4 separate regions of the Mus musculus genome follow, and all the other regions are linked to region 3. Evidence: chromatin loops called from intact Hi-C (ENCODE). Cell type or tissue: left cerebral cortex. All regions are shown on one strand.

Region 1 (8,000 bases), 980 kb before region 3:
AAAGTAAAAAAAACCCTTTGCTTTCCTATGAGATTTTGAAGATTGCAGATTATCTAAGGGCTTTGAGCGGTTTCACTGTGGCCGGGACGGGGAAAAGTCAGCTTTAGTGACTGTCAGTAACTTAGGTACCTACAACTCATGTGCATGCTGTCAAGGTACAGAGTCCACACCTCTTCTGTTTTGAATAGAGTAAAACTTGCCATGATGCTTGGTGCCCCAACATTTCTTTCCTATGAAAGAAAAACATTTCAATTAGGTATAGAGTGTATCAGGGATGTTATGTTACCATAACAATAATCCCCAAAGTTCAGAATTCGAAATAACTTTCTCTTTCTTCCTTCCTTCCTTCCTTCCTTCCTTCCTTCCTTCCTTCCTTCCTTCCTTCCTTTCGTTCTTTCTTTCTTTCTTTCTCTCTCTCTCTCTCTCTCTCTTTCTTTCTTCTTCTTCCTCCTCCTTTTCCTCTTCCCTCTTCTTTTCCTCCTTCCTTCCTTTCCTCCTCCTTTTTCTCCTCCCCTTCTCCTCCCCTCCTTCTCCTCTGCACCCTCCGTTTCCTTCTCCTCCACCTCCTTTTCCTCTTCCTCTTCCCTTTTCTCCTCCCTCCTTTTTCTCCTCCCCCTCCCCCTCCCCCCCTCCTGTGTATCTTGTATACAGCATTGTTCTTTTTATTCAGGGTTGGGGCTGATTGAACTGTCATGCACACCATGGCAGGTGAGGAAATGGACATGGAGAAACTCTGGCTCTGTTTTCTTTAGGAAGTGACCCTCTGCTAACATTCCCTGGCCAGAACAAGTTGCACGCTTATAGGGGCTCAACTGAAGGGTCAGAAGCATCATCCTACCCTGAGCTGGGAGGGAAGTACCACACACTGATGAACAGCTTGAATGACAGACAGAGATCACTTATTTGACTCTACTTGGAGTGTAAATGGATCATATGAAGCCCCGTTGTGAAGCACGTGAAGGCCCCCACAGTTGCCTGTAGTTGGTGTAATTTTATTTCCAGTTAGTCTTTCTGGGGACCGCAGGGTATGCAGGGAATTGTAATTTAGAAACTTCTGTTATACTTTTGATAGAAGGCTTTGAGGATGAAGGAGGTAGTCACACAAACCTGTGCAGGTTAAAAGGTGATTGATTGGCAGTGCAAACATCCCTTCTCCCCCAAACTTAAAAGACCCCCAAACCTGCTGCTTGGAAGTGAACAGGATCTTCCGAGCACAATGTGATGATACAGTGGTTGGCAGAGCTGTGAGCAGGGTCTTCCTTGGCCTTTAGGCTGAGAGTGGCAGAACCTACACCTGCACACTATAGATATCGGCTATAGAGGCTTTTGGTGAGGTTGCTATTTCCATGTGTAACTAAATCTTGCACCATGGGGCACAGACAGTTAAGTCCATTCTTATGGTCATGCGGACTTTGTACTGCGACCTTTAAGACACTTCAAGAAGCTAGTTCTGTGTCTCTTCATCTGTGGAGTGGTACTTATGCCAGGCTGGAAGACATATGGAAGGCAAATGGCTTATAGCTCTGGAGAATGTTGGCTGTATTTCTCACTATAAAGTTGTTTTATCACCATTTAACAAAAATGTAACAATTATAGAAGGAAGTTTTGAGTATTCTATTAAAAAATAACAAGAAGATAAAATTTTAGTATTTTAGACTTACTGTTAAGTGGATTACACTGTCTATGAAAATACATCATTTTTAATATTAAAACCTTTAGACAACAAGACTGCCATGAAAACTGGGCCAGGTGGGGTACTCCTTTAAGTCCAGCACTCAAGGGGTGAATCTCTGAGTTCAAGGAAAGTTGGTCTATAGCCTGACTATATGTAAGCCAGTCAGGGTTATATAGTCAGACCCTGTCTCAAACATAATGAAAGTCTAAAGCAACAGCAATGATGACTGAGACAACAACAACAACCCTTACATGAACCTGAATCTTAAAATTTTACTATTGTTCTTACAGGTTCAGGAAACGATAGAGGTGTGTATGGTTGGCCAGGTAGAATGACCAAGAGTGTCCTTCCATTCTAAACATTTGCCTATATGAGTTTGGAAGTGGTATGAAGACTGCTGTCTAACATGCTCGTAGGCAGATGTCTGTACTTTTGGGTCTAGAGCCATGCAGATGATTGACTGGTGGTTACAAAACCATTAATTATTTGGTTTACCTCACCGCTAAGTTTATCCAAACTTAACAGCACATGGTGAAATCTTGTTGGGTGATATTTTTTGCTTTTTCCAACAGACCTTAATCCCCTGGCTCATTCCTGTTCACTGTGCTTTGGTTTTACAGGAATTTCTGTAAATGTCAGCTCAAACAGACACACACACAGTCACACAGTCACACTCACACTCACACACACACACACACACAGTCACACACTCACACATACATATACTCACTCTGTATCACACATGCACTCTTTCTAACTCTGTTACATATACTATACACATGCACACACTCTCTTTCAAAATACACACTCTCAGACATGCATTCACTTACATATACACACTTTTTCTCTCTCACACACTCACACATACACATTCTCTTTCATATGCATACACTCTCACACTCACATGCACTCACATACACACACACACTCACATACACATTCTGTCTCACACGCCTTGGCTCTCTTACACACTGTCTCACATGTACTCACATACACACACACTCTTACACACACACACACACACGCACACGCACACGCACGCGCACACACACACACACACACACACACACATCGTATCTTGCATAAATTCTGACTCATCTGACTTAGTCCAGTTTTCTTGTGACTTTAAAAGAAGGAAGAACCTTGACTTCTTTCCTTGTTTTCCTACCAGAGGTTGCACAGGGAAGTAGTGTAACTGGGTCAGATCTTATTCTGGGACAGTCTTTCTGTGGCAGTATTTTGATTCCAGGTTTATAAACGTGCAGTGTGTTATGATTCTGGTTATTCGAGGGCACCTAGAAGTCTCTAGCCACCTACATTCCATAGAAAGTTCTCTCAGAGGCTAAGCAGTCTCTAACAGTGATGGGAAGATGTGAATTGGGAACAACAACACTCTGTAGTTGTAAGGCTTCTGACCCAAATATCCTCGACTGGCTAGGACACTAACACTGAACAGAGTGTTCTAGCTTGGACTGGAACTGCCCCTTCCCAAGGGGGATGAGTCATCTCCATCTGGGATGCTCATGTGTCTGTGTTCTGCATCTTTTGAGTCACTGTGCTCAGCTTCCAGTTATCGCCGATGTCATGTACCATGTCATGGTGTGTCTTATCGGCCGAAGTCTCTGGGATATGCTTTTTAAAAAAAATTATATAGAAGGATTTTTTCCCTATCTTGAGGACTTTTTTCCCCCTGTAATCTCATAATTTTGAGAGAAATTGGGTTAATTGTAAATGAGGCATGGGTGGGACTACGATCTGTTTAAGGAAAGATGAGATCCGTTGGGTTAGGGGTCATTCAAATTCCCTCTCTCCAGATGATCAGGTGACATGCCTGCAATCCCAGCACTGGGAGGCTGAGGGAGGAAGAACACAACTCTGAGGCCAGCTTGGGCTATATCATGAGACCATGTCTGAAAAACAACAAACAACAAACACACAAAGAAACAAAACCAAAAGCACAAAACCACCCCACCAAATGAACAACAACAACACCTCAAAACAACCAAAACAAACAATTCCCTTCCCCTCCTCAGACCAAAACCCAACATCATAGGCTGGAGAGATGGCTCTATGGGAAAGGTCTTGCTGCATGTGGACCAGAGTTCAGATCCTCAGTATCCATGTAAAGGCAAGATAGGCATGGAGGTTCATCTGCAACCCCGGAGCTCAGTAGGTAAGACCTCTGATTAAGCTGGCTAGCTAGATTAGTAAAACAGCAAACTCTGGGTTCAAGTGAGAGATCCTGCTTCAGTGTGTACGATGGAGAGGGACCAACGTAGCCCCTTAATGGTAACCTCTGGCCTGCACACTCATGCACATGTATGTGTGCCCACACATACGAATAGGCATTTGTAAATGCAAGTGTGCACACAGGAGCAAAACAAACTATTAAAGATAATCTAAAATGGAAAAGATAATGTATCGTTTGAGGAACTGAAGGATCAATAGCTGGTGAAATAGGCTGTGCTGTGTCCAGGGAATCATTTTAATTATTATGACCAAACTAAACATAAAATGACATGGTCTTAAGTTTCCACAGGTTACCAGCCCTCAACCTGTAAGACTCTAACTTCAGGAGAAACAGATTCACTGAGTAGGCTCAGGTGCCTGGGCAGACTGTCTCAAATTCATCTGCATCCATATTTTACTAGCATCAGCAAATGTCATGAGGGTGCTGAAGGTAAACTCAGTGTCTAGCTCAATCTCTGGTTCAAAGGTTGGGAAGTTCTAATCCTACACCCCAGGCTTATCAGGGAAGTGGCCAGTAGTCACATATCTGAAATCTTACATGGTTGGTTGGCTTTATGTCCTGCAGCCCCTATGTCCATCTGTATCCCACCACTGGTGATTTCTCTCTCCTACCTCCTGTGTCCTAGCCCTTGAAACTTTAAGGGTCCTACCCCTATCCCTTTGTGCAACCATTGGCCACTGGTATCTTTATTGATCAATCAAAAACCAGCTGGGGACAAGGACCTTTAGTGTTTGGACACATAGCCGATTGATTCAAAGCATTATACTCAATCTCTAACATCCTAGTGATCCCTCATCTCTGTGCCCCATCGCCCTGAAGGTCCAACTGCATAGCAACACCTTGCTTTTTAACAGATGCTGGAGATCCTGATTTGCCACCAAGATGCCTTCTTCCTTTGGTTTAAGTATTTAGAGGGGGCAGATTCGACCCTCCACTCCAGGCTTCTAGTGAGAATCAAGTCTGTGCTCGTTTCTGAAGTCCTCAGGTGTTCTTTTCCCATGGGCATCTCTCACTAAGGATCACATAAGCTTGTTTGGAGGCATCTTTGTCATCAGGAGGGAAGAGCTTGCCTGATGCTGACAATGACGATAATTTTAAAGAGCTTGTGTTTAAAGTCAGGTAATCCCTTCTCCAAACCTAGCAGGTAAAAATGATCATTATCCTCATTTTTATGATTGGAGACATGTGGTGAAGTCAGGTAATGAGGTTAGTGTAAAGAGTTGGTCTAGGAGGCAGTGGCTCAGGGATTCTCAATCTTGCAGCTGTCTGCAAAGCTTGTGATTTGTTATCCAGAAACACAGCTGAGAGTCTGAGAAAAACTCACCGCTGATCTCAACATTTCTAGCCTACTCTCGAGTTCCCTTCATGAAGGGGACAACACAGTCCCTTTGAATTCAGTTGACTTGGGATGGATTTCCATTGCTCACACTTAAGAGTGTCCTCCCTCCCAAGGACAATGCATGTGCAGAAATGGGAAGTCCTGTGTTTTTGCATGTTGAGGTCCTTCATGCAGTGACAACTTTCTGAGCAAGTTCATGCTTGTTAAACCACTCTGTGAATGTGGAGGGGCATCCTGGGCACCTGGACTTAGGCATTGGAGCTAATTTTCTCCTCAAAGCCACCTTTCTGTATTTATTAGATTAAGGCCTAGATCTCAGTCATTGATACCATCACTGGTATGGAATTCTGAAAGATTCTTGAAAAGTGTGAATCCCCCCTCAAATAATACCATTAATAACCATGACAATAACATTGTCATGGATACATTAAAAAATCTAAGTAATAAAATTGGACCCAAACTAGGTTAAGTTAAAAGATATTATCTTCATCAGTTCAGGAAGCTATAACAAAATACCTTAAATGTGGTAATTTTTAAGCAATAGGAATACATTGCTCATAGTTCTAGAGGCTGGGGTTTTAAAGTTCAGGGTGCTAGCAGGTTAAGTGCCTGGCAAGGGCCTGATATTCATAGATGGAACCTCTCTGTGTCATCTCATGACAGAGCAGACAAACCATATCTTTCAGTCTCTTTGTAAAGACATTAATCCCATGTGTGAAGGATCTACTTTTAACCTAATCACATCCTAAAAGGTCCCCACTCCTTAAAACTACTGACATGGTGATGGAATTTCAACATGGTGCTCTCTCTCTCTCTCTCTCTCTCTCTCTCTCTCTCTCTCTCTGTATCTCCTCTCTGTCTCTATATCTCTGATTGTGTTTTCATTTTGTGCCAATGATGAACGATGATCTATGACTTACTAAACCTCTATGGATTGCACACATTAACATTTGGTCCTTGTCAAAGCTCTGGGAAAGAAGCATGCACAGCCATCATTTTGCAAGCAGGTGACTAATACAGAGAGGCTGAGTCCATGTAGCTGAATGCTGATGAGCCCAGAGCTCTGTCCTGTTGGCTATGACACTTGCACCATTCTCTTGGCTATATGGAGTTCCGTCACTGATCCAGCTATTCCTTAAGCCGAGGATGGCGCTAAATATGCATCTTCCTCATTTCTCTGAGTGTTCACACATTCCAAAAAGGATGGAAATGTAGGGGTGAAGAGTCATGGCTTGGATGGGAACTGCTGGGTCTTAGGCTACAGATGTTTGACTTGAAGTTGGGTGTGGATCATGAGACCTTGTGTTTTATCTTTCCTAATAGGTAAAATTAGCACATAATAGAAGCATTCGTTTCCTTTTTACTTTGGATATAAAGGTTTGTTCTTAGGTAAGTTGCGTGTCTTTGGTACCTTTAGTGAGAAGTGGGGTGGTAGAGCGAAATACCATTTTGTCCACTCTCTTTCTTCTTCCAAACTACATTCTGGACATCATATTCTTTATGCCACAAAAACATATGAGATAGTTTCCAGGGCCATCTTGATGAAGATTGTGGCATCCTAGGAGAATAGTTATAGCCACTTGTGAGGTCAGCCTCTCTCCCTTACACCTATTTCTCACACCGCTAGGATTCAATAATGCTTAAGCTGGACGTTTGAACCAGAGATCTTTTTAAAAAGTGTTTGAGTCCTCACTATATCATTTATGTCATTGGAAAAAGGTTCCTTGCAGTAAATGTGGCCTTTCAAAATCCCATTGAGGTCATGGGATTTGTGGAGCCCGATTAGCTAACCCGTGGTCTGGACATACTGAAATAGACAGACTCCATAAAATAAAGTGACAACTCAATTGGTCTGATAAACTCTTGTAGAAATATAGATTTTTTGATGTCTTTCCTTAAGCCTTTCTTAACCTCAAGTAATTCCTTGACACTGAAGCATGAGACAGCTCCACTCAATCATGCTAGGAAACACAATGGAAATTGGAGGACTAGGTGGGTGCTCTGTAGGCAGTAGGTGAGCTTTTATATAAAACATGGTAGGTTCTGCTCAGCTGCTCCCTTCCTTCCCTTCAAGATTCATGGGTAGTATTGTCCTGGTTTTTGAAATCTGGACCTGGCTGATAAATCCCTTTCCACCTAGTAACATCTGTCACCATTTCTGAGAAGTCTTTATCAGGCAGAGGAAATAGCTCTTTGTGATAAAGGAGGAAGAAAAAAGGAAGCAGAGCTCACTCACACAGCTCTTAAGGAGCAACAGTGTACTGGGCAGCGTTCTGTAAAGAAAGAGAACTGAGAGAGTGGAATGTATATATATTCTGGATGTGATGTGTACTTAAAATAATTAAGCTACCATATTCTTTACATCATAAAAACATATGAGCTACAGTTCTCTGGCCATCCTGATGAAGACTGTGGAATCCTAGCAGAATAGTTATATCCACTTGTGAGGTCAGCCTCTCTTCCCTACACCAATTTTTCATGCATATATTATATATTATATATCCCATCTATATAAATCTCCCACCATTGTATATATATGTATTTGTGTGTGTGTTGGAAGGGCTTTCTTACAGACTGTGGTCTGGCTGGCTTCCAACAGAAAGTTTAAAAAAATCCAATAATTGGTCCAAGAGGCTGGATGTTCAACTGGTCTTCAGTACATATTAAAATCTGGAAGAAGTAGGCTCAAATACCATGAAAGAAAGAATTTCCCAGTGAGAGTGAGGGCAAAAAGT
Region 2 (8,000 bases), 970 kb before region 3:
AATCACATACATTTTGACATTGGACGTTCACTTGGAGCCAGAGGCCTTGGTGAGAGTCTTGCTTCTCATGCATCGATATCTAATGCTATTTTTATCTTTAAGCAGAATTTTTATTATTTGGGATAATCTTAGGTTCACCTTTCTTTTTAAAAATAATTTCTTTTTATTTTATGCTCATTAATGTTATGCCTGCCTGTATGTCTGTGTGAGGATGCCAGATCCTCTGGAACTGGAGTTACAGACAGGTGTGAGCTTCCGTGTGGATGTTGGGAATCGAACCTAGGTCCTCTGGAAGAGCAACCAGTGCTCTTAACCACTGAGCCATCTCTCCAGCCCCTCAGTTTTCTTTTTAAGCCGAAAATAGTAGCACTATGGTAAGTGCATGCCCGTCATGTGATCTCCAGTTATCAGAAGTTGGAGAGATAGACTAGGTCATGTTGGGGAATGTAGGCTTTGGGAAAAAAATTGGGTTCTATTTGAGTAATGGAAAACCATGGATAAACATTGAACAGGGGAATTCCATGTTTCTACGAGTCTTTTGTGAGAGTGACTTGTAGTTAGATGGTAGGTTAGGGAGTCACAAATATGGAATTAAGGACCTCAGTAAAAGGCTCATCTTGTGGACAGATGCTGGCTGGAATGAAACAGGGACAAAAAACAGCAGTCACTTGTAACACAGTTGAAGACTCACATAAGAAACCTGAAACATGGGTGTCGGGATTGACCCCAGCTTTACAGATGAAACTATCGAGGCCCGTGGATGCAGTTACTTAAGGTCACAGAGATATGAGGGTAGAGCATGGATTTCACCCCGAGCAATGTGATTAGAGCATCTGTGACATTAAGCACTGATATCTTGTCTCTCAGATTGAAATGGGATGCCAGCAGATTGAAGCATTGTTTTTAGAAAGAGAGTCAGTGGACTAGACAACTAATGGCATGTGGGTGGGAGGAAGATGTAGGGTCCTTCCTGATGGAAGGAGCTAGTGATCATCAAAACAGAGAAAGACTGATTTGGATAGGGGACATCAAGGGTTTGGCATAGTGGGGATGGGAGCAGATATCTGCTGGGTGTACAAATGGAGCCTCACAGTTGGCTGTGACCTTGTGGATCTGCCGCTCAGGAGAGCGGTGTGGGCTAGGATACCGACCTGGGAAGTGGCAGCTTCTCTGAGGTTATGGTTTAGGATGGTGCCCAAGTGATACAGAGCTTGACAACAGCCCAGAAAAAGTGAGGGATGATACCCAAGTGATGCAGGGCCTGACAGCAGCCCAGGAATAGTGAGGGATGGTACCCAAGTGATGTAGAGTCTGACAGCAGCCCAGGAATAGTGAGGGATATTTAGAGTCATGATATTCAGAGGTTAGCTCTCTGGGTATGAGGTGGTTGATGGTGTCCTTTCAAAACACCCTCATTCTTCAGCTACTTCCAGTTAATACAGTGGAGTACTCTGAAAAATATTCATTTCAAATACACATATGAACACTTAAACCATTTAATGAATTGATACAGTTGTCTGCATAATTACTAAGAGATAAATATATTTTCCCCTTATTGTAGAATTCAGCAACCCTGTTAGCCAGGAATAGTGGATATTGGGAATTAATAATAAATTTTCATATATCTTAGGACTTAATAATCTCATATTTTAAAAGAATTAAATTTAAACACTTTGAAATTTAAAATAGCTTATACTTAGCATAGAATTGGTAAAGTAGCATAAACAGTTCCCATGAAATCTTCACTTAGATTCACCAACGCACACTTTGCCACACATGCATTATCAACTCACCCCTTTTTGTATCTACCTAAAATATTTTTGTTGTTTTGAGATGGAGTCTTGACCTAAGCTGTCCTAGAAATGACTATGTAATGAAGGCTAGCCTCAAGTTCCTTCTGCCTTTGCCTCTATACGCCCAGCTTCCTGAAACGTTTGAGACTGGTCAGTCATGTTGCCTGACTTTCTGTATACCTAAACATAAACTCTCTAGAAATGTACACATTTTCTTTGTAACCATAGTATATTTATCAGATTAAGGAACTACTTTGTTTGATGGGTATGTGATACATACGGAGGCTTAGGTTGATGGCTGTTTCCCCCAGTTTCTTATTTTCTGAGATAATTACTTATATCTGGAGCTCATTTGTTTGTCTAGAATGATTGGCTAGCAGGATTCTGGGATCACCTGTCTCTCTCTCCCCCCAGGGCTGGGATTTCAGGTATGTGCCTGATTTATATGGGAGCTGGAGATCTGAACTCAGCTCCTTATGCCCGTGAAACACTCTAGTGTTTCACAATAGAGTGAAACACTCTACTGATGGAGCCATCTGTCCGGCTTGTTATTTTATTTTTACAGTACCGTTTAACCACATCCCACATCAAGGCTTCTTACAAGCCATTACTGTCTCCATAGATGATCTACACTGGCAGTACACAGAACATTGAGTCATCCATTTTCTTCTTAAAGCTCCTTTAAGGTGCAATGTCATTCACGGTTTAAAGACACTGTCGGTTTTGGAGATGGAATAATACACTCTTGAATGAACAGTGAGCCACTGAAGAAATCGGTGAGACTATGTAAGAATTCCTAGTATCAATGAAAATGAAAGCAAAACTTAACAGAATCTTTAGGATATAACTAAGGCAATATTAAAAGGGGGTTTTATAGCTATAAATGCATATATTAAAAACCCCCCAAAACAAACCAAAAACAAACAGACAAACAAAAACAAAAGAGAGATAACAACAAAGCCAAAACATAGTGACTGGAAATAATCTAATTATGCACCTCAAGGTCTTAGAAACCTGAGACCAAGTCATATCCCCAAGGCAGTGGGTGGAAAGAAATCTTATCAGGACAGTAATGAAAGAAAGGCTGGGAGGCTAAAAGACATGTAGACAGAATCAAGCAAATTGGTTCTCTGAAAGGCAACTAAGATTAACGATGCTCTAGCCAAACTGACTAAAGGGGTGTGTGTGTGTGTGTGTGTGTGTGTGTGTGTGTGTGAGAGAGAGAAAGAGAGAGAGAGAGAGAGAGAGAGAGAGAGAGAGAGAGAGAGAGAGAAGAGCCACATCAATAAAATAAGAGTTAAGACGAGGTTACAACAGAGGATTCCAGAGGATCGTTAGAGGATATTAAAACCTTTGACTTAAGACTGTAGACAAGATAGGTCAGAACTTAGTTTAAGCCCTGCTCTTTAGACTCATTGACATTTTGTCACAACATATGGTGTGGTTAGATTTAGGCCACGTAGTTTTGGTAGGATGATGCTCACAGGGCCGATGTGGAAACTTACAGGTTCTTCGAAAAGTCAGTTGTGTCAGATGGTATTTTGCAAAAGCAGACAATCGAAGAAACGTTTTGTTGAAGTAGACACAGGTGAGAAGATGGTTTGCTACAAGATGAAGAATTCTCCCATAACAACAAGCATGTACTGGTTCAGCTTGCATTGTATAGCTGATCTCTTCTTGTCATTACTCCACAGAGAAATACACTAAAAAAAAAAAAAAACAAAAAACTTCTGGTGGTGTTCTGGTGTCTTCTTGCCACCTCTGAGAACTCGGGTGGATTGGCAGAGTGATGTCAGCTGATACAGAGTTTTGCTAAGACAGACTCATATGCTGAGGCAAGACCCATGGACGACACATGATGTTTGGAAGGAATATAAATAGGACGCAATGGAAGAGGGAGAGTCTTGCATAGCTAGCTTTGCAACATTTCCTGGTCTCCTGTCTTTACTGGTGAAAGGCATGGCAGAGGACTTCTCCTGATGTCCCTGATGGTCTTGGTCACTCCTGCTGACTCATGCCAATTCATCTGAGGCCTGGATGTTCCTGCTAGGTTGTGTCACCACTGCTGCTATCCTGACTCTACTATACTGCTGGTATATTCATGTAGTGTTTGCGCGTGGATCGAATCTTGTGACTGAACTGTTGATTTCCTGACAGTGCAATGGGATTTGCTCCAAAGGACAATTTCTAAACAGGTCCACTTCCCCCTTTCTTTCCCACTATCTCTGGTGGGGTGGTGGGCTAGAAGGGAGGTTAAAGCATTTAAGAATCCATATTAAAAGTAGGGTTTGAAAAATCTAAGCTTACACAGGGGCTTTGTGATTTCAATAATAGGAGGCCAGTGATATCACCTTGCCACCTTGACTACTGGTAATATTGATTTTTAGTTGTTTGTTACAGTAGTGTTGCTGTATTTCCATAATACAAAGTCAAAATATGTTTCTTTATAACTATTAAATTAACCCCAAAGAGTTAGAACTTAATATCAAATCTTTCTCCTAAAAGCAACAGCTGTAGTTCAAAACCTGGTTCTCTCGTTACCAGATTCCCAGGAGGAGGACACAGGAGAGACCCAGCAGCAAGCTAACAGCCTCTGATGGTGTTCCTGTGCTCAGGTTTTGCTGGGCATTTGTTTAGGTTTGAAGGCTGGTGATAAGAGGGCATATATTCCTGAGGTGTTTCTGCCCAGTTCTCATAGATAGAAGCTGCTCCTAGTCTCTCAGCAGCCCAATCTCGAAGGACATGGTTGCTTGTGGTTAAATATACATCTGAATTACTTCTGATGAGTTACAGTTGCCCCGTTGTCTTCCTTTCAGAAGGTTCTCACCTCCCTACTATTCTGGAGTTGGGTACTGGATCCCTCCCTTATTTTCTACATCACCAACAATCTCAGCTGGCCTCCTCCAACTTCCTTGCTGAAGAAGTGCACAAGCAAGCTTACATTCATCTTGAATTAAATGGTTATTCCTCTCTCAGGCATGTTATCTGTTTTCAGACAAATGTTGTAACAGCCGTGAGAACATGAAAAAAACCCCACCATACTTGTGTAAGGATTTATGCATATTTTACCCGGTTTTATTTTATAAACTTCCAATGAGTCATCCATCCAGTGTGAGTGTTGGCAGACTCCTATAAAGCAGCAGCTATGAGTTGTTTTTTTTTTTTTAAGATTCCAGTAACTTTGGGTTACATTTTGTCTTTTCCACATCTTCTCAAAGTCTATAACATGTTTAGCAAATCTCCACTGAAATCTCTACATGAGATTTCAGAGTTTGTTTTGAATGAATTTTTAAAATATTTTTTATTACATATTTTCCTCAATTACATTTCCAATGCTATCCCAAAAGTCCCCCATACCCTCCCCCCCCACTTCCCTACCCACCCATTCCCATTTTTTTGGCCCTGGCGTCCCCCTGTACTGGGGCATATATGGTTTGTGTGTCCAATGGGCCTCTCTTTCCAGTGATGGCCGACTAGGCCATCTTTTGATACATATGCAGCTAGAGTCAAGAGCTCCAGGGTACTGGTTAGTTCATAATTTTTAAATAACGAATGCTTAAACGAATGCTTAAATAAGGCATGTGTGCACAGCTCCTGTCTTAGTTGATAAAACACTTGTCTGGTAAACAAGGGATCTGGGTTTCATTCTCTCTTATGGGCTTACTCCTGCAATTATAGGTACTTAATACTCAAATAAGCATCCTTTATTTAGAAACAATCACCCTGATTGACCCTTGAGGGAGTGGAATGGGGACCAAATAGAGAGAAGGTAAGTTTTGATGTCCTTCCTGGTACATCCAAGCTGGTAAAAACCAATTGTTCCATTTAATAGTAATCAATTAAAACACTGAAGGATGATATTAAACACTGATATTAAAACTAAAAGATCGCTTCCTTTGGTTGGGAATTGAACATTTCAAGCATGCGTACTGCTAAGAAGAGCAGCCAGCTTTACCCCAGTAGTAGGCTAAATATTTGCAGCCCTCTTAGAATATATTTCCTTTAATACCAAATTAGATAGTTTTTTTTTAGCCTTGAATTCACTGTTTTAAAATCAATTACAAGACATTTTTCATTTTTAAAAATTTTAAAATTATATATATGTATATGTATAATTTCTCTGTGTGTATGTATGCTCTCCTGTGTGTGTGTGTGTGTGTGTGTGTGTGTGTGTGTGTGTATGTGTGTGTGTGTGTGAAAGAGAGAGGGGGTGAGAGAGAGAAAGAGATGGTACATGCATGAATGTCACAGAACAACTTGTGGGAGTCAGTTCTCTCCTTCTACTCAGGCTGATGAAGATTTTATTCATGAAACATTGGTTGTTTGGAGCCAAAAGATCCCAAACAAATGTCCAAAAATACTTTATGGATCTAAAGTTTGTGTGAGAACCTGCCTTTCAAGCCATAGAACAACACACACTTTACTTACCATTGTCATGAATTTTTAACAGATTTATTTATTTATTTGTGTGTGTGTGTGTGTGTGTGTGTGTGTGAGAGAGAGAGAGAGAGAGAGAGAGAGAGAGAGAGAGGCTGCATGTCTGTTTTTATATTATGTGCATGCTGGTACCCCTGGGAGGCCAGAAGAGGGTGTCATAGTTGTGAGTCTCTATGTGGATGCTGTGAACTAAACTTAGGTCTTATGCAAGAAGAACTCTTAACCACCAATTCATTTCTCCAGCCCAAACTTTACATTTTTGAAAGTTCATATGTTTAAACCAGTGAGCCCTTCTCTAAATAACTTTTTAGACCATTTCATAGTGTAAGCTACAGGAGACAATTAGAAAACCACAGATAAAGCCAAACAACACCACAAAACTCTGTGGTTGTTTTAGTGAACTAACTCGGGATAAAAACATGTATCAAGAAATTCTATGGTGAATTTGTTAAATCTGCCTGTTATCATGTTCTACATCCTGGTCACTTGGTATATACATAACATTATTTAAAGGCTGCATAGAGAAAGATCACATAGATGTAAGAGAATTTGTGAATCTTTCCTTTAATGTTTAGGCGAGTTTCTACTCTTCATTCTGTTCCCAGTTGCTCCCATCTTTAATTTTCTAGGGTAGATGAGACTATGTTAACTTTTGACTTAAGGCTTTCATTTGACCTTGTGCGTGTCTGTACCAACCCAGTGAACAGTTCAATTCAATGCAACTTTTTCCTTTATTAAACTCTACCTGGAAAAAATGACAGCCTGTCTATTGTTCTGCAGGCACACCCTGAAGCAGGAAATGTGTTGTTTTGATTTTTGGAAAGTCAAAACCAAGACAGAGGCTTTGGGGGAAGGGATGGAGGAGAGAGGGGGGCAGGAAGAGATAGAGGGAGGGAGGAAGGGAGGAAAAGAAGAAGAGAGAAAGAGAAATGAGAGAAGGGGAAGATACAGACACAGACACAGACACACAGATGCACAGACGCACAGACGCACACACACACACACACACACACACACACAGAGAGAGAGAGAGAGAGAGAGAGAGAGAGAGAGAGAGAGAGAGAGAGAGAATTGTCCAATAAAAAAGTCATGACTCGGGAGTTGACCCAAGATGCTTCCTTCTTCCTGTTTGGCTTAGAGTGTTACTGGAACCCTGGTGCTTTGTTATGAGGGAAAGAATGAGAGGCACATAATCGTCACCCATGATGGCAACAGGTCTTTGTTCTCTAAAACTGGGCAAAGGAGATAAAACAAGCATTGTGTGGCAGGCAGGAATCGTCTCAAAGGTATTCACATCCCAATCCCCTGAATCTGTGACTATGCCACTAGACAGGTCAACAAAGAGATTTTTTAAAAAAATGTTTTTATTAGCTTACATTAATTGTATATAATAATAGATTTCATTATGACATTTTCACAGATGTATTTGATCACATTTGCATCCCCCTCTGTTATATTCTTCAAAAGAAATAGAATAATATTTATTATTTATATTTATAATTATAACGTAAGTATGTAGTATAAATTAATTGTAAATATAATTATGTTAATTTCTATTTATTATTACTGCATGTGTGTCTCTGTGTGTGTATGTATAGGTGTTCCTGTACCACAGTGTTTGTGTGCAGGTCAGAGAACGCTCTCATCATTCTCTGCTTCTGCTTTGAGTCAGGGTCTTTCTTGCACGTTTTCTGTCGCAAGACTGACTGGCCCACAAGCTTCAGTGGGGATTCTGCTGCCTCCACCTTTCACCTTGCCTTACAAAAGCTG
Region 3 (8,000 bases):
GCTGAGGAATCTTCTGTTGCTGCTTCCAGATGTCATCTCTGCCTTTCTGTCTTCCTGTGGGCTACATCCTCCAACCTCCTTTGCCTGCTGACTTCTCAGCCCTGGGAGAGCGAATGTGAACACATGAGCCAATTACAGTCTATGTGACCTGGCTCCCTTGTAGGCTGGCCTTGGCTTGGACCAGGGCTACTGTACTGTGAAGAACCTATCACATGAGATCTCTCATGAGATAGCCTCAGTTCTCTCCAGTGTCTCCTAGCTTCACCCTGCCCCCTGCTCTTCCCTTCAGCTCTAAGATCTGAAAGGATGCTCATCTGGGGAGCTTAATTGCCTTGCTTTCCCTTAGTGCTGCCCACAATTTTCAAAGGACTCTTATTGTTATCCTACCTCTGTGTATCATTTGGTTTTTTTGTTTGTTTGTTTTTGCTGAGTCTCCAATAAAGGCAGATCAGCAGTTTGTAGAGACATAACAGCTGTCAGAGACAGGAGTCTCTCTAAAAAAAAGAGTGAGGGAATAAAATAGATAGATAGATAGATAGATAGATAGATAGATAGATAGATAGATAGATAGACAGACAGATAGGGATATGGATATATCATATTTTATTTGTCATATATATGGTAGAAATAATACATATAAATATATAAAGATAGATAATATATTTTTTCAGCTACAAAGAATAACAAAGTTTATGTCATTTATAGAAAAAGTGAATGTAACTAGAGTAATTTGTATTAGGTGAATTAAGCCAGCCTTAGAAAGACAAATATTCTATATTCTTATTATGTGGTTCCAGAGTTTATATCCAAAAATTCATGTATGGACATGAGAGTGGAAACTCTCTGAGAGAAAAACGACTAACAGAGATGAGGAGAAGGAAGCGAACAGGAAGCATGGAAGATATCTTCACTGCACACGAGTATGAAAGTGTCTGCACTTACCACTGTACCACGCACAGTGAATGCATGCAATGAGAAGTGTTTTCAAAGAATGACAGGGCGTGTTCAGACTGACCTGGGGGCACTGCACTGGAGCTGGGTCACCCTATACACTGAGCCCACATCTTCTCTGACTGGACAAGACCTAGGCACTGGCTGAATCAGTACTGAGAAGGCTGATACTGCAGTTATTCCTTTAAGCTAATTACATGGAAGCCTGGAGCTAGAAGCAAGGACTGGAGCCTGAGTCTTATCAGCTTCCTAGGGCAAGGATAGATACCTCTCAGATGAAGGGCTCAGGTGAGACAATGTCACCAGCCACTTGCTGGATCCTTGAGAAGGGGAGTCGTCACAAGTGGGTTTGTTCTCCAGCATCCTGTGTTAAGCAAGCTTGGGCTGGCAAAGCTATGGTCAGAAGGCTGAGTTACTAGAAAAAGACAGCTCACTCACTGTTGCTCTCCATTCTTGTGGCCTCTGAGTTCTTAAATTTGAGTTCTGTGTGTGCAATGTGTGCACGTTTCACACACACACACACACACACACACACACACACACACACACACTCAATCCCACCTTGCATCCCCTGTCAACTGCTGCCATCTTTCATTCTGTACTCTAAGCTTATCAATGAGAAATATATCAGTCACACTTCTCTGTCTTCTGTTTATTGTTTAATCCAAATGCTTTGAGATACATGCCCCTCTGTTCCTTCAGGCTGATATGGCTGATAGTTGTCAACTGCAATGCCAGTGGACACCTCTCTGTGTTTCACTTGACTTCTGGGTAGCCTTCCACATGGTGAACCTCCCTCTTGGTTGGCTTCCATGACTGCATACACACACAGTGTTATCACTCTTACCAATACCTGGATTCTAAATTTGTGCATTCTGCTCTACAAATCTCCGAAGTGTTAAAGATAGATTCTCATAGCCTTCAAAGTGCGCCACAAACCAGAATCCCCCAAGGAACACACCAAAGCAAAGAGGCCTCACTTCCCTTCCCCCACCTGACTCACTAGCTCTGGAATGGATTTACATTCCTAACAAGTTCCTAGGGGCGGTACAGTTGGCCCCAGGATCATAAGCTGAGGGCCACTGTCCTAGCTCATTGTCTAAAACACTTCTGGACTCCTGACCTCAATGTTGACAATTCTATTTGAATACTCTCCAGGTATATCAGTACCCTATTATCCAAAACTGACTTCATGATTTTGTACCTTGCCCGTTTCTTTTCCAGACAATAAAATGAGCTGCTTACTGAAGTCAGAAACTTGAAGCCTCCTTTGGCTATTCAGTACCCCAATCTCATCCTAATACAGTTCCTAACATCTGTTCCTCTGCTCTTATGTCTTCACATCCTGATATCAACACATCTCAATATCACCACCATCACCAAAATCATATATCTGAATATTGCTTGCCTTCCCCACCAGCCTCCCTCTCCCATACCAGGAACCATTCTTCGCATGATTTCCAAAATGAGTGGTCTTCTCTAAGGAAAACTATTCCATCATTTTCTTATGTCCCTTTAAACTCCGAGTCCACAGTAGAGCAACAGACTGCTGGCATCTCTCCAGCCTCAGTTCATGACGCTATCCAGTAGGCATCAGCCATATTTACGCTCCCCTTGGTTCTGTCTCCCTCCTGAAGGCAACAAACGCTGCTTCTCCATCCTCTCTTACCTTTCTCCATTCATCTCTCTGACTCCTCATCTTTATTGCTTCTCAGTTAGTTTGCTGTAAATTCTGTAAAAAGTGTTCAGGTTCTGAAATGTGAAACACCCGCACTTGTCCTTTGTGATTCTTATCCAAACGATTGTCATCAAATGATGTCCCACTCGGTGCTGAGTGACAAGAAGCGTTTTTTCTCTTCTCTGTGGTATACTTCAAAGACAGACAACACTCAACGAGTAGTTTTGAAACAATGGAGAAGTTACTATCCCTGAACCTAAGAGGGACCAAGAAAAGCTGCAATGAACAAGTGTCATTTGACTTGAGCTTAATCTTGGGGTGTGGGGGGGAGGGGAATAGTGGCTGTTGTGGATGGGCCTGGTGCTATTTATATTTTGATGCTAATTCCATTCTCCTGAGAGAGCCTGCAGAGGAGGAGTGAGTCGCATACTCAGGTGACTTCTTGTGAACCAATCCCCTAGTGAATAAAGGAGCCAATCACTGGGCGAGTAGACAGGACTTCCGGGTTGGACCACGGAAGAGAAGGAGGAGGAGAGAGAGGTTTTGTGGGAACAAGGATAGTGAAAGACCAAGATATAGCTGCTAGAGTTTCCCAATATCATGGCGGATCTGTCAGGATTCGCCACTGAAGAACTTAGGTTTAATATGGCTTACAAGATTAGGTTTTAGTTGTTGCACCCAGAGATTGAGTTACCATTGTTTCTGAGCTAAGTTTGTGTGGTGTTTTTCTTCTCTCTGAGATTCAACTGGGTTCCAGAGAGAAAGGTACAGTGGCAAAGTGTGGGTTTGCCTAATGTGCACCACAAAAGCTGTGGGGGCTTTGAAGCATGGGGCTGGCATGGTAACAACCCACCAGGGGGAACCTAGCAAGCTGGGTGGAGAGGTTTTGGAGTTCTGAGTCAGAGTCTCCACAAGATAATAACAGGTTGACCATTGTTCGCCAGGTCCGCCAGTGCATGGCCGACCAGGCAACCGAGGTAGAGAGTTGCCAAAGCCTGCTGGTCATCGAGAGTTTTGTTTCTGAGGGGTTGCTGGGTGTTGTGGCGGCTGACAGTAGGGTGGATGGTCTTTGCATGGGGCTGTCATGTCAGTGAAGGGAACTCAGGAGCTCTGGCCCCACTGAAGAGTTGGCAGGCTGAGAGTAGCCCGGTGGAACAGAGAGTGGCCAGCAGTAGAGTAGGAAGCCTGAAGGTCGTTTTTTAATATTTTTCACAACAAATGGCATTTGCAGGTGAACAAAATTCTGTTAGAATTTGCTTGGCTTGGCCATTCCCAAAAGAGTTATTACACTCTTACCCAGCTATCCCATCTGAAGTATTCCTTTAACACGCCGAGGAAACTGCGAGCAGTGTGGAAAGCAGCATTCCTATATCGAAATTTTAATATCCAAATTAAAGTCCTGTTCTGCTTATGCTCAAGAGTCTAGCCACAGAGTGACGTTTGTGTGTGTGTGTGTGTGTGTGTGGAGAGAGAGAGAGACAGAGAGACAGAGAGACAGAGAGAGGTGGTGGTGGCTGAAATAGAATAAACCCATCAGATATACCACCAATCCTGTCCTCAAATAAGAATCTTCAGTCTAGCATACCAAAACAAACTTGGAGATTATTTTTTAAAAATTCATCATCATCGTCATCGTCATCGTCATGTCTTGGAGAGATGTAGTTAGTGAAAAAGAGGGAAATTGGGAGTAGCCTGCTGCCAGATTGACCTGAAAAAATAGAGGAAAAAATGTGCTTGCATAAGAGCTAAAACAAGACCTTGGTAGGTGGGAAATTGTTTCTATCTTTCAAGCTGCATAGGCAGCAAACTCGTGTATCCTGTAATACCGACCTTTGTCCTAGGGACATGTCCGGGACAACTGAGGCCAATGTGGAACTCCTCCAGTCGCTGCCTTAAATAAACATGCTTCATAGACAAAAGTTATGTGACCTTCTCTCCATTGTCTCTCTTCTAAGTTTTAGTACAATCGATGTATATTCGGTCACTAAAACTATTGTTAGCCATTCTGTGTCCTTGGCAAAGCGGACTTTAAATGCTGTGAAACACTGCCACCTAGCGTTCAGCGGCTTGTGCTGCAGAGACTCACCCAGAAGAGAGTCTAACCAGAATCCTAGCTAGCCCTCCAGAGGGTCTCAAAGCCTGCAAAAAGCAAAGCAGCGGTAAAGGTGGGCAGCTTACATTTTATGCCCCTCAGAGGCACGTATTCAACACGTATTCAAATGAATCCATTCCCAAACCAAAGCTAACAAATCACCAGGAGTCATTAGAGACACTGCTGCCTTAAACTTCTAAAGTTTGCAGAACTACGTCTTCAAAACAAATGGATGCACCAAAAGGTTAGTGTATTTATCAGAGGGATGCTCAGTTCAACTAAAGACATGAAGTAAGGATGAAGACCACAATAAGAGATGTGTTAAGAAAGATGCAGAACACTTCACAATCACCAAAACCAATGTCATGACTTTTAAAATAATGACCTTAAAACATTTTTACAACATACATAATAAGCACGTGAATGCTCAAGTATGAAATATATGTGTAAAATGCAGGTTTAAAAGACATCAGTCTATCCAGTAGACTTGGAGGGAGGAGGGAAGAGTATAAATCTATTTGTGCATGACAATAGCGCTTATTACTGAGCAATGCATTAAAGATGGACTTTAGGGTCATCAGGGAAAGGTGCTTGCTCTAAAGTCTAATTATGTGTTTGATCCCTGGGACCCACATGGAGGAAGGAGAGAACTGACTCCTGCAAGCTGTCCACTAGCCACAGAGAGTACAGTTATATACAAACAATTATAATAAAATTTAAATTTGCAATGGCATTTAATTTTTAAAAATGTTTTAAAGGTGCCTTTCATGGGGTGAGAGAGATGGCTCAGCAATAAACCACATGTTGCTCTTGCAAAAGACCTTGGTTTAGATCCCAGTACAGACTGGGTAGCCCACAAACACCCATAACTCCAGTTCCAGGACACATAGTGAGCATACACACAGTATGCATAGAATAAAATAAATAGATTTAAATGAATAAATAAATATTGGTTATCATTATATGTTTATATAATTATAAATTATTTTCATATCTTAATTATAATTTTTATATCATTAAAATTATCTATAATGTATTATATATTTTCCCATACATTTGAGCAGCTTTTCCTGTACAAACATTAATGTCATCAGTATATTGTGTTATATATTGTGTGACAAAGTTATAGTTACATAACTTTATTGCAACTCTAGACCTTCATTTATAACCAAATTATTCCAGGAGAGACAGATCCACATGTCCTCAGAGACAACATGCACATGCCCATAGACAAATACATGAACATTCCAATGCACATACAAGCGTAAACATTACACTCACATGTCCCAAACACACATAGTTATGTTTACATATTCACATGTTCATGTGCACACATATCCACTTATACACTCACGTATCCACAGATACTCATACACAGAGAACTGCATGCACAGTGTATTCACATTCACACATACACTGTGCACATGCACAAGCACATATAATTGCACATCCACAGGCATGTTACAGATACATGCAGTAATTTGTGCAATACATTCATATGTGCCTACTCAGACATATCCCTGTGCAGTATATGCAGGCACATGCACACACATACACATAGCTGTACCCAAGCAGTTTCAGGATCTTAGGTAGTGACAAACGCATCAAGGTCCCTCCAGTTTCATCAGAGCTGAGACCTGTCCTAGCATAGGTGGCCTCTTCATATCCAGCTATTTCAGGACGTAGGTATATCTGGCACAGCTGGGGCTTCCTGTGGCCACTGACACCTGCCCACTATTCCTAAATTCTGTGCCCTTGCCTGCTCTTTTCTGGACTGCATAAACTTCTATCCCCATTTCAAAGGCAATAGAAATCTTTTCCCTCTTTGTTTTTTTTTTAAAGCATGCCTAGTATTTTATCCTGTTCCCCATCTGAAATGTAGACTATCATTTTCTGTTATACTAATGTCTCAAATACAGTCATCCTATGGATGAAATATTGCACTGAGCCCTATCCTGAGCTCTGCATGTGTCAGGGACAGCCATTCTGTCTCAATTGGCTTGGTGACAGGAGCATTCTCCAACATCACACCAAAGAAACTTGCAAGACAGCTCAGCAAGCTAGCGGAGCAGGGTGGATCTTCCCAGGCCTCCAACCCTAGGGACGGGGATGTTTACCCAAAATTTTTAAATTCTTTCTTCTTATCATTAGTATGTTTTTAGTGGTGTCATTATACTTTTTAGTATTATACATGGTGACATCTTATGTTGCTTATTTGCATTAGGAAGATCATAGTATTTTACTGACCTTCCAATCATTTAATCTCTCAAAACTTGCAATATAGGCTCTAAGGAATCAGCATTCACCATACTCTGTACTGTTGCATTCTGGGAAGGTCACTCGGGCTCTGAGTTCAATTCCCAACACCTTGGATGCCTAAGGAAGCTGTCACTGCTGATTGGCCATGATTAGATATTGGCATTTTGTGATGCTGAGAGGAAAGTCTCAGAAGCTGGATTCACAGAACACAAACACTGCAAGTGGGGAAAGGCTAAAAGTCAGGCTGCAACGAGGCTGACCGACTATTCAAAGAATCACATTTTATATGGAGTCATGTGAGATGGCAGAGGAGCCCTGTAAAGTTTTCAGTCTAAAAGTTTGTACAGGTAATTTCAAGATACCTACCACCACCATTTTATAATCACCACAAAAGATATAAGGTTAAATTGGGAGAAATTGGCAACTGGTTCTACATATTCTCTTTAAAAGTATCTTTTTACTAACTATATGCAAGAAATGAGTGTTACATTAAAGAACAGGACAGACATCGTCCCAGGAGTCACCAGGATTGGGTAAATGGCCTACTGATGAAAGAGTTGAGATGACAGACACCATTACCAGGGACTGTTACTTAGTAACAGTCCTCCACCCCACCCCACCCCACCCACACCTGCCAGACATCTGCTCCAAGAAGGATCCATACCTTAAGGCTGAGCCAGTGAGATCATTTGCTCTCGTGTGCTTAGAGATGAGCTCTCAGTTCGATTCATGATCCCTGGAGACTCACGTTCCAAACTTTTTTTTTCTTATTCATTTATTTATTCATTTACATACCAAACTCTGCCCTCCGGGCCACACACACACAAAGTCTCTGCCCCCACTCCCTCCCCATTACTTCTTCTCACTACCACCACCACACCACACCCCCGGGTAACCGCCCACCCTGGCCCATAGACGCACGTAATTGTGCAGTTTCCAAACTTGGTTTCAGCTTAAAGGGGATCCTGGGAAGAGTGGCAAGACCTTTAAGGTTGGAACTATGATGCCTCTTGCCGCCAC
Region 4 (8,000 bases), 1.1 Mb before region 3:
TAAGACACGGAGAGTCCCTGGCTGTTTGCAATGGTCCTGTCAGGTGCAGGATTCCTCTCTGGGAGCGGTTCCTGCTCAGGGCCATTTTTTTTTTTTTTTTGGTTTGAATAACAGTAGGGTTTTGCAAGAGCAGTCCCCCTATCTTCTGAACCATTTGTGGGATGATCTTTGGCCAAACTTGGGAGCTGTAACTCACAGGATGTTTTCTTTTAAAAAGTTTAAAAACATTATAGGTCTGTAAGTTTAGAAAAGTTTTTTTTTGTAATTAGGCATTCAGAGGTACATGATGGCTCTAAGAACATTGGCAGAGATCCACCGTCAGTTGGTGTGAACACAATCCAGCTTGTCTTTCAATTATTTTGATGTGGATTTGTAAGGCTCAAGTGATTGGACATTGGGAAACTGCAATAGAAATGAGCGTTAAGGTGCTTGGGTAAAAGAACGAACTGATTCAGAAAAAAAAAATGTTGGTGTTGTATTCCCAAGTTTGGTGAAGACATGAACTAAGGCCACCAGTGCAGGACAGAGTGCTTGGTTTTCCCGTCATGACTCTCTGTTGGTCCATAACCGTGGGAGAGAAGATATGAAATACCAGATGGATTGTCACTCGGCTTCCAACACCTCACCAGCATATGGTCTGAATGTGACTCTGCATTCTCCATACACAGTGTTCATGGTCTGGCTGGCTTAGGACTGTGGCAGTGGCTTACAGGATGCTGAGCTGGGAAGCTGGCAGGGCACTGGGACAGGCGTTGGGATGCAGGAATTCCTTTCTGGTCACGCCCTCCTTTTTGGCTAGAGTTGGGTCACAGAGACTGGCTGCCCTCCATGCCCTTGCATGGCGGGGAGATGGGTGTCAGGCAACTTCAGATAATTGCACAGCAGCCGTGACACCCTAAGCAGCCTTTCTTTTTTTTCTTGGGGTGGAAAATGGTGAGGATGGCTTCATCAAAAACTGCTTTGAGACCCTTCTGGGTCAGGGCAGAACATTCCAAGTAGCACTGCGCTCCAATCTTAAATGCAAAGAGAGAGAGAGAAAGTCGTGAGTGCCAACCCTCTGACTTGCCAGGTTCCCATGTCTGCTTGTTCTACAGACAGCCTGTTTCCAGTGTCCTTTCATTTCTCTATGGGATGTGGTAGATCAATATTCAAGTGAAGAGGCGCTTCTGTGTGGGATAAAGCAGTGTCACTGCACCTAAAGAGCAGCTAAGAAGCAGCCATCATAAATTTTTCTTGATTGGCATGTATCTCTTGGCAACACGATACCATTTGTTATAGTGTTCAATATCAACTAACCTTGAAAAACAAATTTTAAATTAAAACAATAAAACATGAAGAAATAAAACTCATAGAAGACATTCATTGATAGAGACACCTTCCTTCTCTGTATATTTTTTTTATGCTTAAGTCATATGTATTTTGAACATAGGTTAGTGTTCTATTTGAATTATAACAATTGCTAATTGTTAAAATAAATTATCATTGCTATTGATGATGATGAAAAGCATATGTGTGTGGATATTTTGCCTGCATGGTATATCTGCATACCATGTGCATTCAGTGCCATTAGAGGCCAGAAGAGGACACCAGATCCTCTGGAGCTGGAGTTACTGACAGTTGTATGTTATGTGGGTCCTGGAATCGAACCTAGATTCTTTGGGAGAACAACCAGGGCTTCTAACTGCTGAGCCATCACTCCAACTCTTTGAAAATGAAAAAAAAAAGTGATTTCATACAATGGGTTACATGAGAATTAGAAAATCCCATGGGGAATGTAGAAATCCAGGGCAGAAACTGTTGATTCTCCTTAAGAAAATCACTGGCCAGGGAAGTTTGTGCTTGGCTGTCAGCTCTGGTAAAGAAGGAGACCTGAGTGTTAACTTGTCTCACAAGCTCACATGAGGCAACTGTGTCCTGAGGGCCTCTGAATATGAAGAACATCTAGAGAAACACCCAATCCCCCTTTCCACTTTCCATTTTGCAGCTAACTTTGAGAAAAGCAGATCAAATGCAGAAGAAAGAGGTTGGCTGGATATTGGTCCTGGGAACCCTGGCAGATGACTAGCTGGAGAAACAGGGAGGCAGGAGCGAGAGGGTATTACAGATGGGAGTTTGTGGGTGGCACACAGGGATTCCAGGGGACCAGGAGAAAGCAGCTGTGACTGGTGTCCCCACTAGAATGGATGATCTCCTCCAAAAATTCATGCTGGGCTCATTTTCCTACTTTTCTATACAGTCAGAGATTTAGAGTTTTATTAAATGCATACAATTGAAAGAAGCATTCTGTGGGACAGTCAGGATACAGATGTTGGACGCTTTTGTCTGTCACCAGGAAGCTTGTATAATGTGGAATGAAGAAAAACGTGTGGATTAGCTTAGACAAGAAAGGACGAAGCCCAGGCGAGGGAAAATGATCATTCAACCAGAAGGAGAGAGAATTACTTTTAAATCTTTGTCTCTTGAGATGTGTGTGTGTGTGTGAATGTATGTATGTGTGTGAGAGTGTGTGTGTATGAGTGTGTGAGACACTTGTGTTTGTGTGCATGTGTGTGTGTGAATGTGTGTGTTAGTGTGTGAGAGAAAGTATGTGAATGTATGTGTGAGTATATGTATATGAACATGTGTATGTGTGTGTGAGAATGTGTGTATGTGAATGTGTATATACCTGTGTGAGAGTGTGAGTGTATATGTATGTCAGAATGTATTTGTGTGTGCATGTATGAGAGTGTGTGTATGCGTGTGTGCAAGTGAGTGTTTTGTGTGTGTGTTTTGTGTGTGTGTGTGTGTGTATCAGAGGAGGATATCAAGTATCCTGCTCCGTCACTCTCTGTCCTGTTCCCTTGAGGCAAGGTCTCACTAAACCTGGAGCATGCAGCTTTGATTGCACTGGTTGGCTAGTGAGCTCTTGGGATCTGCCTGTCTCGACTCTGATGCTAGGGTTACTGGCTTCTTTGTGGGTGCTGAGGATTTGAACCCAGGACCTTATGTTTGTAGAACAGGTACTCTTACATGACAAGCCCTCTTCCCATCCCTTGAGGTGCATTGTTTTTCTTATTCTATGACCTTTATACCCAGCCCAGCAACAAGTTGGCTGAGCTAACAGTCCCCGAAATGGGATTGTTGAAAGGCCACATATATAAAGACTCAGTATCGAATGAAATTGTTTTGATCACATCCTGAAATTTATTTCAAAATTCTTCCTACAGACAGCAAGTCCTTTTTTGGTAAGTGTTCTTTTCTGACAAGAATGGCTATTTTATAAGTCAATGGGAAATATCAAAGGCCAGGAATTGAAGCCATCCGTGCATGATGAAAATCTACTTTATGGACTTTGTTTTGACAATGGTTTGGCCTTTAGATTTGGAGAAAACGTCAAAAACTTATTAAAAACAGGATATGAGAGAGAAGAAAAGGGGGGTGGGGAATTTTTTTTCCCTAACAATGACATGAGATGTCACCTGCTGCCTTTGGAAGTTGACACGCACACATATAAAAAGCACAGCAAGTAAATGAATGTGCTTGCTTGTAATGCTTGCTTGTAGTGTGATGGCTCTGTCCGTTATGCAGAGTGGGGGAGAAAGCCTTAGAAAGTGCGGTAGGCTATTGCCTTTGGACAAACTTCTCACGAATAATTCCAAAGCTCCAGATGGATTCTGAAAATTCCAGGAGTTTGGCTGACTCCTGTTCATTCACTCTGGGACCCTGAGAGATGAGTGGGGACTTGCTGCCTCCCTCCCCACAGTGCTGCCAACCCACAGTGCTTTAGCATATTAGCCTGTCAGCCTGCCAGCCCGGGCCTCTGAATGAGGCAGGAGGAGCCCAAACTTGTCTCTTCCAATTCTGACAAGGGGAAAGATAACGAGACAGTCCATAAAGGCATTGTTGTGTGAGGAGGTTAACATAACATTTGGGTGTGCTGATCGTTCCAGGAAAAGTAGCCAACGGATCTTGGGTGTGATTTGGGATGTTCCGTGTGAGAGACACACAGAGCCCAGTTCTGAGGCGATTGTTTTGTCAAGCTCTACGTGCTCAGGGGGTCAGAGAGGAGAGTTTGTCCTGGTTCAGGGAAAGGGCACAGTCATGTTAAAAAGAATGCTCAAAAAAAATTCATTAGGGTCACCAAAGATTGAAAAGGAAAATTATGTCAAGGAAACACAGCCTTTATTGTTTACAGTGGTGCCCTTCCCGGGTCCTCGGAGTCAAATGACTTACTCAGCTAAGTATTTAGGACCCATCTGCAAAAGCTCAGAGACTCCTCAGTTAGGCACACATGTGTGCAATCTGCAGCAGGCTTGACCAAACTGACACCTTTCAAGGAAGTAAGACAAAACAAAGGAGAGATTGAGGCTGCAGACAGAACACCTTTCTGTTAGTTTCTTACAACACTTAGGGTGCATTGTTCCCAGGACTGGGAGATATGCCACAGCGGTACACAGCATACAAAATCTGATGGGAAGAAATGAAAACAAGCCAACTTGTAACAGGCCAAATCAAGAGAAACAGCAAGCTAATACTTTCCTCTTCCTTTGACTGGGGTGGGGTGCACTGAAGAAGCACAGTAGTATCTAGAAGGGTTGGGGACTGGAGCCAGGCTGGCCGCACTCTTGCCTGCAACGGACAAAGCCTAGACTTTGAGTCTCAGCTCTGTATAAAATCAGATGTGCTGATACCAGCAAGAGGTAGAGGCAAAAGGATCAAGGTTATCCTTAGACATATGTAGAGTTCAAGGCCAGCTTGGGCTACATGAGAATGTTCTGAAAACCCAAACAAACAAACAAACAAAAAAACAAAACAGTGGCTAGAAGGAACAGAGGCAAATGTCTTCCCAGCTGCAGGCAAGCCTGAGGGCAAACAGGCCAACAGGGATAGCCTGCAGAGCCGGAACTTTTGGTATGTTAGTTCATGGTGGTGCCACAGGAATCCAAGGAAGTAAGACTTGTGCCAACAGGCCCAAAGAACTTGGGGAGACAAGGTGCATCCATCTCTCAAACCAGGGGAGGGAACCACTCTGCTCTACTGTTCCTAGAAGTCTTTGCAAAAGGAGTCCCAGACTGAAGAATTTGTTTGCAGACTCTAGGAAGGAGGCAGAGAACACTGTGGCCAGAGCATCAACTCAGACCCTCTCTCTGCCACTCACCTCTCTAAACCTCATTTCTGTCTAGGAGAGTTTGAACAATTATGCACACACTGCAGAAGGTGCTTCAAGGATTAACTATGGGGAAGCCTGTGCCACGCCCAGGACCAGAGCATCACTACATAGATGCTAGCTATTATAATGAAGTATCTGACAGAGGAGCCAAAGACTGAGAACCTAAAAACGTCTCTGTAATTACGTGAGTCGTCACAAAACCAGTTAAAAAAACAAAACAAAACAATCTCACTTGGTCTTCTCAATTGGCTTTCATATGCTCAACATGATTGTAAACCAGAGAGCAGTTGCTAGGAGAGGCTGTCAAAAGGTAATCAAGCGATGAGCCCTGCCACTGTTCTTAAAATAAAGCTGAAATGAAACCGGAGGCTTTTGGGGTGACTCATTATCACAGGGGAAACAAAACAAAACAGAAACAAACAAACAAGCAAACAAACAACCGAAAAGCAGCTTTCCAAGCTCGGAGCGAGGCTAGGAAGTCATCAGATGAAGGCAGGGGCAGTCCCAGAGGCAAGGAAGGAACACAGAGAGCAGGCTACTCCAGAAACAGTGGGCTCTTCTGCCAGGAGCCACATACAGTTACACACACTAACATGTACGTTAGTGAGAGCATCTGAGGTTGGACGTTGGAGGAGAAGCCGAAGATCCACTCATTTTCCCAGGGGCCACACACATGGCTGGAGAAGACAGCGAGGATGAGGTCTGGGTGCCCAGGTGCTGGCGCTCAAACAGCTGGATTCAACTGTGTTTGTGATTCAGGTGCTCATCTCCCAGGGGGCATCTCCTCATCTCTAAGAAGCTTAGGGTGCCAACGTCTCCCTAGATGACTTACAGGACTGTGTCAGAAGTAGGAAGGGTCAAACATTTGCGTGGTGTCCTTATGCATTGTACCCATAAAACCCCACAGCCAATCCACTTCCAGAGAAGGTGTCATATGCCATTTGGGACCTTTAAACAAGTTTTAATAAGAGAAATCCGATTATCTACCTATCCACCCACCCATCTCTCTCTCTCTCTCTCTAAAGAGTAATATGTAGTTAATGTTACTCTTGACTAGTTTGGAGAAGGAGACTAACTGCTTATGGGCATACATTTTGCAGGGTTAGTTACTTAGAAAGTAAAACATTAAAAAAATTAAACTCTCCTGCTTGGATCGATGAACTAAATCAAGGAGGAAGACGATTCAAAATAGAGAAATATGGCCCTCAAGTCTCCTTCTGCACATGCATCCATTATAGTGACTGCTCTGCTCATGTCGTGATGACAACGGGCAGGCAGAGAGTTGGCGTCTGGCAAATACATTTTGAAGTACTTCTGTAGCAAGATCACTGTTTATGGCTGACTCTCCGAAGTGAAGAATGGTCAGAGGGGGTAATTCCAGCTTCGCTCTGTCAGACAGCCACTTAGATTCCTCACCCCGTTACCCTCTGCTGTGTGTTACATTTCCATATGCTGTTCGTAACACTCCCCAGACTAAGTGGCTATTTATTATAGGAAGAGAAGGATTAGACAAAGAGAACCTTGCCAGATTTCAAATCCAATTCTCTACCTGGAAAAAAAAAAGTCACAAAACACCTCATGTGGGGTCATTTAGATGAGTTACACTGATAATAAACAGGGAGGTTTACAGATGTACGTCTAATGGATCCCCTTAATTCATGCTAAATGTGGCAAGTCCATGGTCTAGACACTGCTGGAGCAAAATGATAAATGCTTAGCTGTTGAAACTCTTGAAGTTTCTTAATGAAAAACAGAAGGGGCCGGCGGACAGAAACACTCTCCAAAATGGTTCCTTCTAGCTCTTGTAGAACAAGGACGAAGCTCGGAAACACCTTGCAGTTTAAGGCAAGGTGTTTCCTCGGTTAGCTCACCCATCCCTGAACACTCGATTCAAACGCGATCATACCGCTTTCGCCAGCTTCACGCCGTGCTCATAGGTGAGGGGCTTCTCCTTCATGTACAGCAGACGCGCCAAGGTTTTGGGGTCATCTCGGAGATCAATCTGGGACAAAGACATGTTTTGTTTTGTTTTGTTTTGTTTTTGTTTTGTTTTATCGAGACAGGGTTTCTCTGTATAGCCCTGGCTGTCCTGGAACTCACTCTGTAGATCAGGCTGGCCTGGAACTCAGAAATCTGCCTGCCTCTGACTCACCAGTACTGGGATTAAAGGCGTGCGCCACCACGACCGGTTTGGGACAAAGATATGTTAACTGTTTTTGGACCTTATCAGTTACTTTTAAGTGGAGACATAATATAGGACCTTTTCCCACTTTAACCTCTCTGGCGTTGCTGGATATTCTCCAAGAAAACAATATACACGCCGATGCCATGTTTGAGAGTTTGAAGTGATTTTTCTCCTCTCCCTCCCTTCCTTCATCCCTCCCTTCCTCTCTTCCTCTCCCCTCCCCTTCCTTCCTCACCTCTCTCATTGTTTGAGACAGGGTTGTCTCTGTGTAGCTCTGAATGTCCTGGAACTCACTCTGTAGACCAGGCTGGCCTCGAACTCACAGAGATCCACTTGCCTCTGCCTTCTAAGTGCTGGAATTAAAGTCATGTGCCCAGCTTTTTTTTTTTTTTAACTTGGACACAGCAGGGTGGCAGTTACCCTGGGTGCTGAGAACATCCTCCAATGGCATGGGTACCTTTCGGTGATTACTCATTTGGCTGTGACTCATATTACCTATTATACAATATTTTTTGCGGCTTTGGCTCCATTGTTTTTTTTTTTCCTCCCCACCTCCCAATCAAATCTTGACCTTCAAAGGGTTGGAGATTTGCTACCTGTGAGACCTTTTCAACAGGTACCAAATGGACAGGGAGGCCTTGCAGGGGAGTCCCAGTGAGGAGAAGC

The links. Peaks named below come from ENCODE experiments on the same cell type or tissue, not always from the same donor. Only the 100,000 strongest peaks of a DNase experiment are listed, where the experiment ranks them.
Region 1: a loop joins it to region 3, with 2.4 times the contacts of the local background. A loop is called at or near these places in 2 of 42 quality-filtered maps.
Region 2: a loop joins it to region 3, with 2.3 times the contacts of the local background. A loop is called at or near these places in 2 of 42 quality-filtered maps.
Region 4: a loop joins it to region 3, with 6 times the contacts of the local background. A loop is called at or near these places in 36 of 42 quality-filtered maps.

Annotation. Positions count from the first base shown.
Region 1 is chr12:75,299,479-75,307,478 of GRCm38, reverse strand. No RefSeq gene overlaps it. Among named protein-coding and RNA genes, the nearest start is that of Rhoj, 4.8 kb to the left of the region's middle. In left cerebral cortex, no CTCF peak of the experiment used is centred here; a DNase peak (open chromatin) is centred at 3,169.
Region 2 is chr12:75,287,555-75,295,554 of GRCm38, reverse strand. No RefSeq gene overlaps it. Among named protein-coding and RNA genes, the nearest start is that of Rhoj, 17 kb to the left of the region's middle. In left cerebral cortex, no CTCF peak of the experiment used is centred here; a DNase peak (open chromatin) is centred at 4,820.
Region 3 is chr12:74,317,191-74,325,190 of GRCm38, reverse strand. No RefSeq gene overlaps it. Among named protein-coding and RNA genes, the nearest start is that of Gm34552, 4.0 kb to the right of the region's middle. In left cerebral cortex, CTCF peaks have their summits at 4,680 (motif pointing left) and 8,000 (motif pointing right); DNase peaks (open chromatin) are centred at 4,433 and 4,666; H3K4me3 peaks cover 297 bases.
Region 4 is chr12:75,393,120-75,401,119 of GRCm38, reverse strand. It overlaps Rhoj (ras homolog family member J), which reads right to left. Exons shown (of 5, transcript NM_023275.2): 4 at 7,056-7,151; 5 at 1-1,013. The coding sequence ends at 867. Among named protein-coding and RNA genes, the nearest start is that of Gm34613, 19 kb to the left of the region's middle. In left cerebral cortex, no CTCF peak of the experiment used is centred here; a DNase peak (open chromatin) is centred at 4,392.